Linked DNA regions of Homo sapiens: region 2 is linked to region 1. A link is an interaction called in ENCODE POLR2A ChIA-PET data of the cell type or tissue named here. Cell type or tissue: Panc1. All regions are shown on one strand. Each heading gives the region's core, and the rest is flanking DNA. Links, peaks and the distances in the headings are about the cores only.

Region 1 (8,048 bases), core at 1,263-6,262:
GCCCGGCTAATTTTTTGTATTTTTAGTAGAGATGGCATTTCACCGCGTTAGCCAGGATGGTCTCGATCTCCTGACCTCGTGATCCGCCCGCTTCGGCCTCCCAAAGTGCTGGGATTAGAGGCGTGAGCCACCGCGCCCAGCCGGTGACTATTTTATAAGCCCTTCTCTCACCCATGGATTTGTCTGAGAATGGAAACTTTTTTTTTTTGCTCTGCCCGAAGCAAAGGAATTCTTGTTAAATCCACCATTGGTCCTCCGTATACCATTAGGAAATAATAATTAAAATAACCCTTTAGATCTACTCAAAGGGGTGACTATAATAGTGTTCCCTCCTTGAGCGGGGGACATGCTAATCTTCTCTGTATTATTCCAGTTTTAGTATTTGTGCTGCAGAAGTGACTACTCTGTTCACCTTTGAAAAAATAATAACTCTATGAGGTAGTCATTATCCTTATTTTATAAATGAGGGAACTGAGCTCAGAGCAGTTAACTGCCAGAGCAAGTGAGGGGCAGACCATTGATTCGAGCTCAGGTATGATTGATGCTCAGGTTTGGGGTCTATGTCATTACACTCTCAGTTGTATGGGAGTGGAGGGTCAAGGGAAGAGCTTGAAAATACCATATTAAAATATGAGCCACAACATGACAAGCATTGCTAACCTTTTTAGGCATTGCTGTTGTCATCTATGACTTTCTTAATTTCTGGAGATTCCTCCTTATGTTCTAAGGAATTGATAGTTAATCCTTTAGTATTGCACAACTTCCTTCCCAGACTCAGCATTTTTTTTTTTTTTTTTTTTAAGAGACGGGATCTCACTCTTTCTCTCGATCTGGAGTATAGTGGCAGTCATAGCTCACAGCAGCCTTGAACTCCTGGGCTTAGGCAGTTCTCCTTCCTCAGCCTCCGATTAGCTGGGACTACAAGTGTGCACCACCATGCCCAGCTAATTAAGAAACATTTTTTTTTTTTTTGTAGAGATAGGGTTTTGCTTTGTTGCCCAGGCTGGTCTTGAACTCCTGGGCTCAAGCGATTCTCCCACCTTGGCCTCCCAGAGTGTTGGGATTACAAGCATGAGTGGCACCTGGCCCCAACATGCTTTTTTTTTTTTTTTTTTTTTGAGAGAGTCTCACCCTGTCACCCAGGCTGGAGTGAAGTGGTGTGATCTCGGCTCATTGCAACTTCCACCTCCCGGGTTCAAACGATTCTTCTCCCTCAGCCTCCCAAGTAGCTGGGAGTACAGGTGCCTGCCACTACACCCAGCTAATTTTTGTATTTTTAGTAGAGACAGGGTTTTACCATGTTGGCCAGGCTGGTCTCGAGCTGCTGACCTCGTGATCCGCCTGCCTCGGCCTCCAAAAGTGCTGGGATTACAGGTGTGAGCCACCGCACCCAGCCTTATTCTTTATTAACATGGTACTTTGTATCACTGGCTGTTTGAATTACTCCTCTGAAAGCTTCTACCCGGGTAATCTTTCATTCAAGACCTGCCGTATTTGCATGTGCCCCTTTATACCGTTTGTTTCTTTATTTTTACAAAAAAATTTAAAAATATGGACTGCTTTATGAATTAGCATGTCATCCTTGTGCAGGGCACATACTAATCTTCCCTGTACCATTCCAATTTTAGTATTTGTGTTGTGGAAGTGAGCACTCTATTCCTGTTTTTATCTGGACAAAATAGTATTTTAAAAATGTATTATGGGCTGGGCTAACATGGTGAAACCCCGTGGCTACTAAAAATACAAAAAATTAGCCAGGCATGGTGGCAGGCACCTGTAGTCCCAGCTACTCGGGAGGCTGAGGCAGGAGAATGGCGAGAACCCAGGAGGCAGAGCTTGCAGTGAGCCGAGATCACGCCACTGCACTCCAGCCTGGGCAACAGAGCGAGACTCCGTCTCAAAAAAAAAAAAAATAAAAGTATATTACGTTATTAAAAACTTTATGATTGAAGTATATAATACATATACAGAAAAATGCATGTAAAAGTGGAATTTGATGTTTTTTTCCCACAAACTGAATATACCCATGTAAGCAGCACCTAGATCTAGATCAAGAAACAGCGTTACCAGTACCTAGAAGCCCCTATCCAGTTCCCTTTCAGTTCCTGTCTCCCCTCTACCACCCAGGGTAATCACCATCCTGACTTCTGACAGCATAGATTATTTTGCTCTTTTTTTGTACTTTTGTAAAAATTGAATCATATAGTATATATTGTTTGTGGTCTGGCTCCTTTTATTTAACACTAATGTGACCGTGCAAAAATTTTTAGTGGTTTTTAGATTTGGAATAAAATTCAAATTTCAGCTTTTTTTTTTTTTTTTTTTTTTTTTTGAGACAGTCTCGTTCTGTCGCCCAGGCTGGAGTGCAGTGGCGCGATCTCAGCTCACTGCAACCTCCACCTCCTGGGTTCAAGCCGTTCTCCGCCTCAGCCTCCCAAGTAGCTGGGATTAAAGGTGCCTACCACCACGCCTGGCTAATTTTCGTGTTTTTAGTAGAGACGGAGTTTCACCATGTTATGTTGGCCAGGCTGGCCATGAACTCCTGACCTCTTGATCCACTCACCTCAGCCTCCCAAGGTGCTGGGATTACAGGCGTGAGCCACTGTGCCTGGCCATTTCAGTTCTTTATTTTGACCTATAATGCCCTGTATAGCCCGTCTCCTGGCTACTTTTCGGGTAGGCAATTGGCATTTTATGCCAATCTCATTGCCCATTATGCCTCTGTTACGCTAACTTCTTATTTTTATTCTTATTTTATTTAATTTTTAGAGATGGGGTCTTACAATATTGCTCAGGCTGGTCTCAAACTCCTGGCCTCAAGCTGTCCTTTGGCCTCCAGAGTAGCTGAGATTACAGGCATGAGCCACTGGCCTTATTTATTTTTAAACTCAGTGAGCTGTTTCCTACCTCAGGGCCTTTGTATGCATGGCTCTGTCTTCCTCGAACACTTCTTTTCCCTGCTCTTTGCATGGCTGCCTTCATGCCTGAGCTTATGTATAAATATCAGGGATACTTTTTCTCATCATCGTGTCTTGCTAGTCCTTTCCCATTATTCCCTATTACTGGCTTCTGTTGCCTCCTTTCATAGCACCTATTGCAATTTATGATTATATATCTGCGTGCATGATTATTATGTCTTCCCTGCTAGATTCCATGAAAGCAGAGAACTCATCTGTTTTGTTCTCCAGTGTATCTCTAGTGCCTAACACAGTGACTGACATAGAGTAGGTATTTAATAAATATTTAATGGCCATATTCCCAATTCAGCACCTTTGGTCCCATTATCTTTTGTCCTTTCCTCTTATGCTGTTTAACTATTTAAATCTTTTCCACCCCTCAAGACTGAGCTCAGTTCTCCCTCTTTGAAGTCTATCATGGTTTTGCAACAGTTAATCTTTCTTCTCTAAAATTTTATAGCATTTATTGCCAGTACCACCTTGTGTTCATGGAAAATCACACTATCACATATCTTATTTTACCTAGTTGTATCAAAAGCTTCTTATTTTCTCAGAAATCTTGTAGCTTGTTATGCCAGTACCCCTCATATTTTTGGTTAACTTGACCAGCTTCTATTAATATCTTAATTAGCTAATTTGACTGGAAGCTTCTCGATCAGAAGCTGTTTTAGCTAATGCCCTCCTCAGTTATTTTCACTGGCACATAGTAGGTCTTTAGTAGAGTTTTTGATGACCAATGATATTTATGTATAGGTAGCAATTTTAATTTCTTAAGCTTATTAACTTGGATTCTTTTTATTAGAATCCTGCTTAGTATTTTCTCTAATCTAAAGGCCGGGAGTGCACCAACTGCTTCCGGCGATATAGAGACTATTAGGGTGTGAAAGTACAGGAGTCCAGTCCTAATGCCACAAAGCAGATTCTCCTTTGGAACTTGTCACTGGTGTAGAATTAACTATGCAGAGTTCCTTCTTAGAAAAAATGCTTTATCAGTGCTTGTTTAATGTTCTCAGATTGGAATTACTAACAGAAACAAGACACTAGGTAGTACTTTATTTGAATTTTCTGTTGACTAACATTTTATTTTGATGTCAACAAAGCAAATCTTGAGCCAATTAAATCTGCTTAAAGCTGCTTTGTCTGATGGGTAAGCTCTCTCAGTAGTTACTCTTCCTCTTGTGTTAAAGGCAGAAGAATGTTCTATAAGCCAATTTAAATGCAAATTTAAATTAGTAGCAACTTAGTTGATTTAACTCAGTACATATTTCAAATTAAGTGGTAAATTTAAATTAGTTTTTAGGAGGTACCTACTGTGTATTTTAAATCAGTGATTATTTTGGCTTTTCTGATGAAACTACATCAGAATATTACAGGGTAATGTAGTAATTGGTTTGTTTTTGTTTTTGTTTTTTGAGACGGAATTTTACCCTTGTTGCCCATGCTGGAGTGCAGTGGCGTGATCTTGGCTCACTGCAACCTCCACCTCTTGGGTTCAAGCGATTCTTCTGTCTCAGCCTCCCGAGTAGCTGGAACTACAGGCGCATGCCACCATGCCCAGCTCATTTTTGTATTTTTAGTAGAGACAGGGGTTTCACCATGTTGGCCAGGCTGGTCTCGAACTCCTGACCTCAAGTAATCCGCCTGCCTTGGCTTCCCAAAGTGTTGGGATTACAGGCATGAGCCACCGCGTCTGGCGTGATACTGATATTATTAGCCATTGGCTATGTGACAGGCACTATCCTAAGCATTTTTCATACATTAGTTTATTTACTCATTCACTCAACAAATATTTATTGAGTACCTATCATGTTTCAAGCTCATAATCTCATGTATTCTTCACCACACCCATGAAGTAAGTATATAGTTTATTATTTTAACCCCATTTTACAGATGAGGAACTGGTACACACAGAAGCTAGATATCCAGTGTCACAAGCTGTTGAGGGTCAGATACTGAGGTTTTTTAAAAGAATGCCAGTTAGTGACATCTTTGGCATGAATTAATTCTATGCTAGATTTTTATCTTTGGGAGGGGAGCAGTAATCAAATTTTTTTTTTTGAGACAGAGTCTCGCTCTGTAGCCCAGGCTGGAGTGCAGTGGTGTGATCTCGGCTCACTGCAAGCTCTGCCTCCCGGGTTCACGCCATTCTCCTGCCTCAGCCTCCCGAGTAGCTGGGACTACAGGTGCCCGCCACCACGCCTGGCTAATTTTTTTGTATTTTTAGTAGAGATGGGGTTTCACCATGTTAGCCAGGATGGTCTCAATCTCCTGACCTCGTGATCCGCCCTCCTCAGCCTCCCAAAGTGCTGGGGTTACAGACCTGAGCCACCGTGCCTGGCCAGTAATCAAATTTTGAAGTCTCTGGTAAACTGTAGTCAAAATGATTAGAACAGAATGTGATAAGCTAAACTGAGATTACTTCTTCTCTTACCCCCAACCCATCTCTTTTTTTTTTTTTTTTTGAGATGGAGTCTTGCTCTGTCAGCTCACTGCAACCTCTGTCTCCCGGGTTCAAGGGCTTCTCCTGCCTCAGCCCCCTGAATAGCTGGGATTACAGGCACCTGCCACCACAGCTGGTGAATTTTTGTATTTTTAGTAGAGACGGTGTTTCACCATGTTGGCCAGGCTAGTCTTGAACTCCTGGCCTCAGGTAATCTGCCCACCTCCGCCTCCCAAAGTGCTGGGATTAAACGCATGAGCCACCATGCCTGGACCCAACCCTTTTTTTTTTTTTTTTTTTTTTTTTTTTTTGAGACAGAGTCTTGCTCTTGCCACTCAGGTCAGGGTGCAATGGCACGATCTCGGCTCACTGCAACCTCCATCTCCCAGGTTCAAGTGATTCTCCTGCCTCAGCCTCTCAAGTGGCTGGGATTACAGGCGCCTGCCACCATGCCTGGCTAATTTTTGTATTTTTAGTAGGCAGGGTTTTGCCATGTTGGCCAGGCTGGTCTCGAACTCCTGACCGCGTGATCTGCCTGCCTTGGCCTTCCAAAGTGCTGGGATTACAGGCGTGAGCCACTGCGCCTAGCCTAACCCATCTTTTACAAGAAAAATTTCACAGAACAACAAACAATATGGAAAGTCTTTATTTTGGAAAATCGCAGTTTATTCAAACCAAGGTGAACCGAGTATAAAAAGATGAGTGGATATAAATAACCATATTAAATACTGTGCCTTCAGGGGCACTCTGGAAGCAAATATAATGGAAGTATGAGTTTAAATGTTTAAATTAGACAATTTCAGTTGTTTTTCATTACTTTTCAGTATCATTTGACTGCTTTTACACAGATCTGGTATGATATTTCACATTTCCAATTTTGTTACTATGTAGTTTCATAGTCATCTCTGGGGCAACTGTAAGGTATTATGACTGCCTTTTTTTTTAAAGAGACAGGTTCTCATTCTGTTGCCCAGGCTGGAGTGCGGTGGCTCAATAATAGCTCACTACAACTTTGAACTCCTGGGCTCAAGCGATCCTCCTGCCTCAGCCTCCTGAGTAGCTAGGGCTACTAGTGCATGCCACCATGCCTGGCTAATTAAATTTTTTTTTTTTTGGTAGGGGCAAGATTTATGTATTATTTTTGTTTTGTTTTGTTTTGTTTTGTTTTGAGATGGAGTCTCCCTCTATGGCTCATGCTGGAGTGCAGTGGCGCGATCTTGGCTCACTGCAACCTCCGCCTCCTGGGTTCAAGCTATTCTTCTGCCTCAGCCTCCTGAGTATCTGGGATTACAGGCACCCACCACCACGCTGGGCTAATTTTTGTATTTTTAGTAGAGATGAGGTTTCACTGTGTTGTCCAGGCTGGTCTTGAACTCCTGACCTCAGGTGATCTGCCTGCCTTGGCTTCCCAAAGTGCTGGTATTATAGGCATGAGCCACCGTGCCTGGCGAGACAGGTCTTGATATGTTACCCAGGCTGATCTTGAATTCCTGGCCTCAAACGATCCTCCTGCCTCAGCCTTCCAAGGTGCTGGGATTATAGGTAGGCACCACTGTGCCTGGCCTAGGACGGCTTTTTAAAAACAAACATCAGAACTCTCCAAATGGGAAGTTATTTTTTTTTTATTGAGACAGGGTCTCACTCTGTTACCCAGGCTGGACTCCAGTGGCATGATCACAGCTCACTGCAGCCTTGAACTCCCGGGCCCTAGCAGTCCTCTCACTTTAGCCTCCCTAGTAGCTAGGACTATAGGCACGCACTACCACATCTACTAATTCTTGTATCTTTTGTTAGAAATGGGATTTTGGCATGTTGCCAGGCTGGTCTGCAACTCCTGGGCTCAGTGATCCTCATACCTTGGCCTTCCAAAATGTTGGGATTACAGGCGTGAGCCACTGCTCCCTGCCTTGGAAAGTTATGTATTTATTTTAGTGACATTTCCAAATTCTGAAATATTTGGTATATTTCTTTTGAATTTGTCTTTAGAGCATATTACGTGTTCTTAATTCTGGTAAGTCATCATTGTGCAGGTGCTTATATTTAACTTTTGGAGATAGGAAAGTCTGGTGAAGGAAGTGAGTGGTCAGCATTGTTTTTGGCCACAAATGAAATGTTATTCTAAAAGGTGGAGACTAGCATTTTGTGTGTGTGTGAGGTTTGTCTTTGAGAATCCTATAAATGGCACGTCAAAAAAGTTTTGAGTCTTGGCCACATGATTGGAAGATGCGCCCAGTCATCCCAATCCTTGGAAGGTCTTACCTCCCAAGATGGCGCCATTGAATAACAGCACTTGTTTTCAGTGCTGAAACCTCTATAAAACAAATCATGGTATGAATATGACCCATATTACAATTAAATTGGAATTCTCTTAATGAAAACATTAGGTTGTATTAATGTCACTGTGATTTTATTTATAACGTTAATAAATTAATATTGTTAAATTTTGTCTAAGAAAGGAACATGTTTAGTCTGCTGACAGGCAAATCTGTGTAGGAACAGATTCGAACTGAAGTATAATTAAAGGGTGAAATGTATTTTTCTGGCCCACTTTCCAATGCTTTATTTTTTGTTTTTATTTTTTGAGACAGTCTCGCTCTGTTGCCCAGGCTGGAGTGCAGTGGCATGATCTCGGCTCACTGCAACTTCTGCCT
Region 2 (6,628 bases), core at 835-5,834, 230 kb after region 1:
CCCACCTGGGGGAGGAAGAGAGATGGTGAAGGGGAAGACCCCAGGGCCTCGGGCAGGGAGGAAGCCTGGATCAACTCACTCCTAAGGGTGCGCAGGATTTATCAGCTATTTCTCCAGGAGTGGTAGGATTGAAAAAGAACAGATGAAAGAAGGCAGTGCTAAAAACCCAAGATATGACCCTTTAATGGTGCAATTCCAGACATTGGGGATAAGTGAGGGGCCCCTGGCACCCAGTGAATCACACCATTTAAGGACACTGGGGAAAGAAGGAAGGCAGCTGTTAGATAATTGTCATAGCAATCCCGAGGGTGGGGATTAGAAACCCCATTTTGCTCAGAGAAGTGAGCTGACTTGCCAAGGTCACAAGTTTATCAGTGGGATCCCAACACAGGTCTCTAGGTCTCTATAACTCTCTGTACCAATCCTTGTGGGATTTAGGAGTGTGAACTGAAGATGGGTTTATTGGGTCACCTGAGTGTGTGCTGGCTGGGCTGGGCACCTGTCATTCTCCCTTGGGCCCAGGGGCTCCTTCATGGCCCCTGAGGCTCACTCCAGAGTTAGTGACCCTGTAAAGCTGCGAAGAAGGATTCAGCCTCAGGCTGCGTTTGCCAGAAATTTGGTTTCTAAGAGGGAGGAGGAGGAAGAAGAAATTCTGTGTATCGCACTGAAGAGCTCTAGGGATGCAGAGAAGACATGGGGAGAGAAGATGCTGGAATTTTCTGAGAAGGGAGTTTGAAAATCTAGGAAACAGTTGAAAGAACTCAGCGTAAGAGCAAAATGTACCTGGGTGTTGCCCCAACCAGGCCACATTCAGCTTGACCTTCAGCGCTTGAGATACCCCATCTCTGTGAGCCTCAGTTTCCACCATTGTGAAATGGGAGAACAGCCCGGTGTTGCATGAGAGATAGTTCACACTGGATATTGAGAGCCAACTGGTACATTTCCAGGAATTTTGGGAGCCAGTTGTTAATGTCATCTTTAAAAATTAAATTCTAGGCCGGGTGCGGTGGCTCATGCCTGTAATCCCAGCACTTTGGGAGGCCGAGGGGGGTGGATCACGAGGTCAGGAGTTCAAGACCAGCCTGGCCAACATGGTGAAACCCCGTCTCTACTAAAAATACAAAAATTAGCTGGGAAGGTGACACGTGCCTGTAATCCCAGCTACTAGGGAGGCTGAGGCAGGAGAATTGCTTGAACGGGGCCCCGGGAGGCGGAGGTAGCAGTGAGCGAGATTGCACCACTGTACTCCAGCCTGGGCTACAGGTGAGACTCTGTCTCAAAATAAATAAATAAGTAAATAAAAATTAAATTCTGTAATAGAAATCACTTATGTCACTGAGGAATGAATGAAGTTCCAACATAATCTTTATTGTTTCACTTTTTTTTTGAGACAGGGTCTTAGCCTGTCGCCCAGGCTGGAGTGCAGTGGCACGATCATGGCTCCTTGCAGCCTTGACCTGGGCTCACATGATCCTCCCACCTCAGTCTCCTGAGTAGCTGGGATTACAGGCACATGTCACCATGCCCAGTTAATTAAAAAAAATGTTTTTTTTTTTTTTTTTTTTTTTTTTGGTAGAGATAGGGTCCCACTATGTTTCCCAGGCTGGTCTCAAACTCCTGGGCTCAAGCTATCCTCCTGCTTTGGCCTCCCGAAATATTGAGACTACAGGCATGAGCCATTGCACCTGGCCTATTTCACTTTTTATGTTTTTTTTTTTTTTTTTTTGAGACAGAGTCTTGCTCTGTTGCCAGGCTATAGTGCAGTGACACGATCTCAGCTCACTGCAACCTCCGCTTCCTGGGTTCAAGCAATTCTTCTGCCTCAGCCTCTCGAGTAGCTGGGACTACAGGCGCGCGCCATCATGCCCGGCTAATTTTTGTATTTTCAGTAGAGACAGGGTTTCACCATGTTGGCCAGGATGGTCTCGATCTCTTGATCTCGTGATCTGTCTGCCTTGGCCTCCCAAAGTGCTGGGATTACAGGCGTGAGCCACCACACCCGGCCTCACTTTTTATCTTACCTTCTTAACTTAAACAGGAATGTCAACCAGCATCCAGTAACTACAGTCGGAAGTTGGTTATTAAACCTGAAATAGTCCACCCTGGTAGTAACCATCTAGGTGGTCATAACATTCAGTGATGAAATATGATGGAGGTGTCATGGTTGGCGGGGTCCATTGGCTGACCCTCCCCAGACTGCCTCCAACAAACTCGCCATCTGAAGACAAACAGCACCCTGGCTAGGTAACTCCAACTGCAAGACCAGTCTCCTAGTTCTTCACCCCAGTGACTGGCTGCTCCCGAGTTCTTCATGTAGAGAAATTCTGAGGCCAGTAGCCTGGAGCTGGCATACATTATTATTACTATTATTTCTCATTTTTAAAAATTTCTGTAGAGACAGGGTTTCACCACATTGCCCAGGCCGGTCTTGAACTCCTGGCCTCAAGTGATGCTCCTGCCTTGGCCTCCCGAAGTGCTGGGATTACAGGTGTAAGCCACCGGGCCCAACCAGTATTATTAATTAATAAGTCAGAAGTGGGGCCTTTGAAAGGGGTACCCAGGGCAGCTGATAGGGGAATAATCTTTGATTCGACCTTCTCTGCTTCCTGCCCCATCACTGTATCTCTAGCTCCTCACACATTGGCCTGGCTCCCAGTCAGGGTAGGGGCGGGGGCAGGGAGTCAAATACCCACCGCTCCCCACCTACCCCAGGATATTATAAAATACTTCTCTCTGGGGCTCAGCTCCGGCCATTGCCTGCCCCATCCCCCAGGGGGCAGAACGGCTCCATGGAAAAAAGGCCAAACTCAGCCTCCATCCCTGCCCCGCCTCCCATCCCCCACTGTCAGTGCAGGGCTGCTTCTAGGGGGTCACAGGGAGTAGCGCTTACAGAGCCTTTACTATGTGCCAGGCTGTCTGCTGGGCACTGTGGCCACCCATTAGCCCTATTTAGCCCTCCCTACATAGTGTGGGCCTATTTAGCCCTCACGAAGGCCTTGCAAGGTGGAGGGTTAGCACTCCCAGCTTGACTCTCAGGCCATCAGGGAGACTTTCCACCCCCCTGCCCTTCCTGCCTCCTCCTCCTACCTGAGCCTCCCGAGTAGCTGGGACTACAGGTGCACACCACCACACCTGGCTAATTTTTTGTCTTGGTGTTTTTTTTTTTTGTTTGTTTTTTTGGTAGAGATGAGGTTTTGCCATGTTGCCCAGGCTGGTCTTGAACTCCTGGGCTCAAATGATCTGCCCCCCTCGGTCTCCCAAAGTGCTGAGATTACAGGTGTGAGTCACCACGCCTGGCTGGGTCTGAATTCTTGGTGCTTTTAATAACCATCTAGGATGATGCTGCTGACACCCTGCCCCTGGGTTCCTTGAGCTCCTTGCTTGCCATCTATCCTACCTCCTGTGTCCTGTGGTCATTCCCTTGACTTAACAACAGCAGCCTCTCAATCATCTTAATTTTAAGGACCCCGATTTCCAACTACTACCTCTCATATTCCTAAGTCACTTCCTCCAGCTTCCTCTTTCCAACAATCTCCCCCTGCACCCCAATAACAAATGCACTGGTCCCACACCTTTGCCTTGTCCTCATCCGTCATGCTGCCTTGCGCTCTGTACCTACCTTTGGCCCCAAGGTGTATTGCTATTGTCACTCATTTTTTTTTTTTTTTGAGACAGAGTTTCACTCTGTAACCCAGGCTGGAGTGTAGTGGCATGATCTTGGCTCACTGCAACCTCCGCCTCCCAGGTTCAAGCGATTCTCCTGCCTCAGCCTCCCAAGTAGCTGGGATTACAGGTGCACGCCACCACGCCTGGCTAATTTTTGTATTTTTAGTAGAGATGGGGTTTCGCCGTGTTGGCCAGGCCGGTCTTGAACTCCTGACCTCAGGTGATCCGCCTGCCTCGGCCTCCTAAAGGGCAGGGATTACAGCGTGAGCCCGCGCCCGGCCGCTATTGTCACCCTCGCATTTACTCTTATCTCCTTGGTTCCGCTCTGGCTTTGCCAGACTCATCTGGCTAAATCCCAGACTCCAGATTTACTCCTCTGCCTCCAGACTCATATATTCAATTGCCTGCTTGATGTTTAAGAGGCATCTCTAACTTATGTCTAAAATGGAATTCTCCATCTTCCCCTAAACCGGCTCCTCCTGCAGTCTGCCTCATTTTAGTTAGTGGCAGCTCCATGTTTCCTGTTGCTCAGGTCAGACACTTTGGAGGACTTTTTGGTCCCGTTTCTCTCACACCCACATCCAATCCATCAGCAAATCCTGCTGGCTTGACCTTCATACTGTGCCTGGAACCCATCGCTTTTCACCACTTCTGCTCCTGCTGCCCTGTTCCAAGCCACTCTCCTCTCCCTCTAGGGTTATTACCGTTATATCCTAACTGTCTCCCTGCTTCTCCCCTGGCTCCCCGTGATGGTTGGTTTTCTGTGTCATCTTGGCTAAGCTGTAGAACCCAATAATTCAAACACTAATCCAGGTGTTGCTGTGAAGGTATTTGTAGATGTAGCTCACATCTACAGTCAGTGGACTTTAAGTAAAGGAGATTATCCTCAGTAATTTGGGTGGGCCTCATCCAATCAGCAAAAGGCGCCTTAAGAACAAAATTGAGGTTTCCCTAAGGAAGGAGAAATTCTGCCTCTGTACTGCAGCATCAGCTCCTGCCTGAGAGATTCCAGCCTGCTGGTCCACCCAACGGATTCTGGATGTGCTAGCTGATTTGGGTAAGTCAATTCCTTGAAATAAATCTTTTAATGTATATCGTACCGGTTTTGTTTCTCTGGAGAATCCTGACTGATACATCCCCCCACCATCATTCTGCAAGGCAATCAGAGCAATCCTTTTAAAAGTCAGATCACGGCACTGGTGCTCTCAGACACTCCACAAGCTTTCATCTCATGCGGAGAAAAGTGCAAGTTCCCCTCATGGTCCACAGAGGACCCCAGCTCTCCATACTCTCCCCCTTATTCTTTCTGCTCCAGGCATCCTGGCCTCTTTGCGGATCCTTGAGCACTCCAGGCATCCTCTGGCCTCAGGGCCTTTGCTCCTGCTGTCCCCTCTGTCTGGAAAGCACTTCCCCGGTGAGCCACTCGCTTGCTCCCTCACCCTTTCAGCCATTTCTTTTTTTTTTTTTTTTTTTTTGAGACAGAGTCTTGCTCTGTTGCCCAGGCTGGAGTGCAGTGGTGCTATCTCAGCTCACTGCAACCTCCACCTCCCGGGTTCAGGTGATTCTCCTGCCTCAGTCTCCTCAGTAGCTGGGATCACAGGCATGCCTACCACATCCAGCTAATTTTTCTACTTTTAATAGAGATGGGATTTCGTCAAGTTGGCTAGGCTGGTCTCAAACACTTGGCCTCAAGTGATCCACCCGCCTTGGCCGCCCAAAGTGCTAGGATTACAGGTGCAAGCCACCATACCTGGCCCCCTTCAGTCATTTCTTTGTTCATATGTCATCTTCTCAATGAGACCTTCCCTGACCATCCTGTTTTTGTAAACTGAGGGATAATGTACAAAAATGTGTCTGGTGCACTAATCTTTGTGCCTGTTTTTTTTTTCTTTTTTACGTATGCCTGTACCTGTGCAACCACCAACTAGGTCAAGAAGTAGAACATTTCCAGCCCCTCTGTAAGGTTCCACTCCACACTTCCCAGAAGTAACTATTCTTATGAATTCTATCACCATTGATGAACTCTTCTTGATCTTCATACAAACGGGATCTTAGATTATGTGCTCTTCTGTGTCCATTCTGTCTATTTTAAAATTGCAATCCCGCTCAAGAACTCCCCAAAGCCTTTCCTGCTAATTTTTTCGTGGCCTCCTCCCCACCTAATATATTGTGTTTGATTGTTTAAGTGCCTATCTGCCCCTAGTAGGACATGAGCTCTGTGTGTGCAAGCGTTTTTGTCTGTTTTGCTCACTGCTCTATTTCCAGTACCTGGTGAACTGACCATCGCTTATGGGCAGCCAATAAATATTTGCTCAGAAAATAATGAATTAGGCTGGGTGTGGTGGCTCATGCTTGTAATCCCAGCACTTTGGGGGGCCGAGGTAGGCAGATCACTTGGGGTCAGGAGTTCAAGACCAGCCTGGCCAACACGGTGAAACCCCATCTTTACTAAAAAACAAAAAAACAAAGATTAGCCGGGTGTGGTGGTGTGTGCCTGTAATCCTAGCTACTTGGGAGGTTAAGGCATGAGAATCGTTTGAACCTGAGAAGCAGAAGTTGTAGTGAGCCGAGATTGCACCACTGCACTCCAGCCTTGGCAACAGAGGAGACTCCGTCTAAAAAATTAAAAAAATGAATTAATCTCCATTTTCTAGATGATGACATTGAGGCTTAGAGAAGTGAAGTGACTTCCCTGTGTCACACAGCATTAATGATGGAGACAGGATTTGAACTGTCATATACCTGAACCCAAAGACTGCTCTTAACCCGCTGTTTAGTCCATGGAACCCTCCCTGAATGTCTCCATGCATGAGAGTCTGTGCACATGTGTTCATGTGTCATCGTGGGTAGGAAGGTGAATGAGCACAAGGGTATTGATTTATTTGGAAATATTTTCTAAGTGCCTACTGTGTGTCAGCCACTGTGCCGGCACTGGGGAACTTCTTGGTTAGCAAAACAGACA

What was found. Peaks named below come from ENCODE experiments on the same cell type or tissue, not always from the same donor. Only the 100,000 strongest peaks of a DNase experiment are listed, where the experiment ranks them.
Region 2: POLR2A ChIA-PET joins it to region 1 with 17 read pairs; 2 of 35 experiments call an interaction of 5 or more read pairs at or near these places.

Annotation. Positions count from the first base shown.
Region 1 is chr1:23,156,308-23,164,355 of GRCh38, reverse strand. The region is part of intron 1 of LUZP1 (leucine zipper protein 1); the gene reads left to right. It also overlaps the pseudogene RNU6-514P and the pseudogene RNU6-135P. Among named protein-coding and RNA genes, the nearest start is that of LUZP1, 8.5 kb to the left of the region's middle. In Panc1, for the core only: no CTCF peak of the experiment used is centred there; no DNase peak of the experiment used is centred there; H3K27ac peaks cover 316 bases.
Region 2 is chr1:22,926,649-22,933,276 of GRCh38, reverse strand. No RefSeq gene overlaps it. Among named protein-coding and RNA genes, the nearest start is that of LACTBL1, 43 kb to the left of the region's middle. RefSeq lists a silencer at 2,715-2,899. In Panc1, for the core only: CTCF peaks have their summits at 2,564 and 2,776 (motif pointing right); a DNase peak (open chromatin) is centred at 2,806.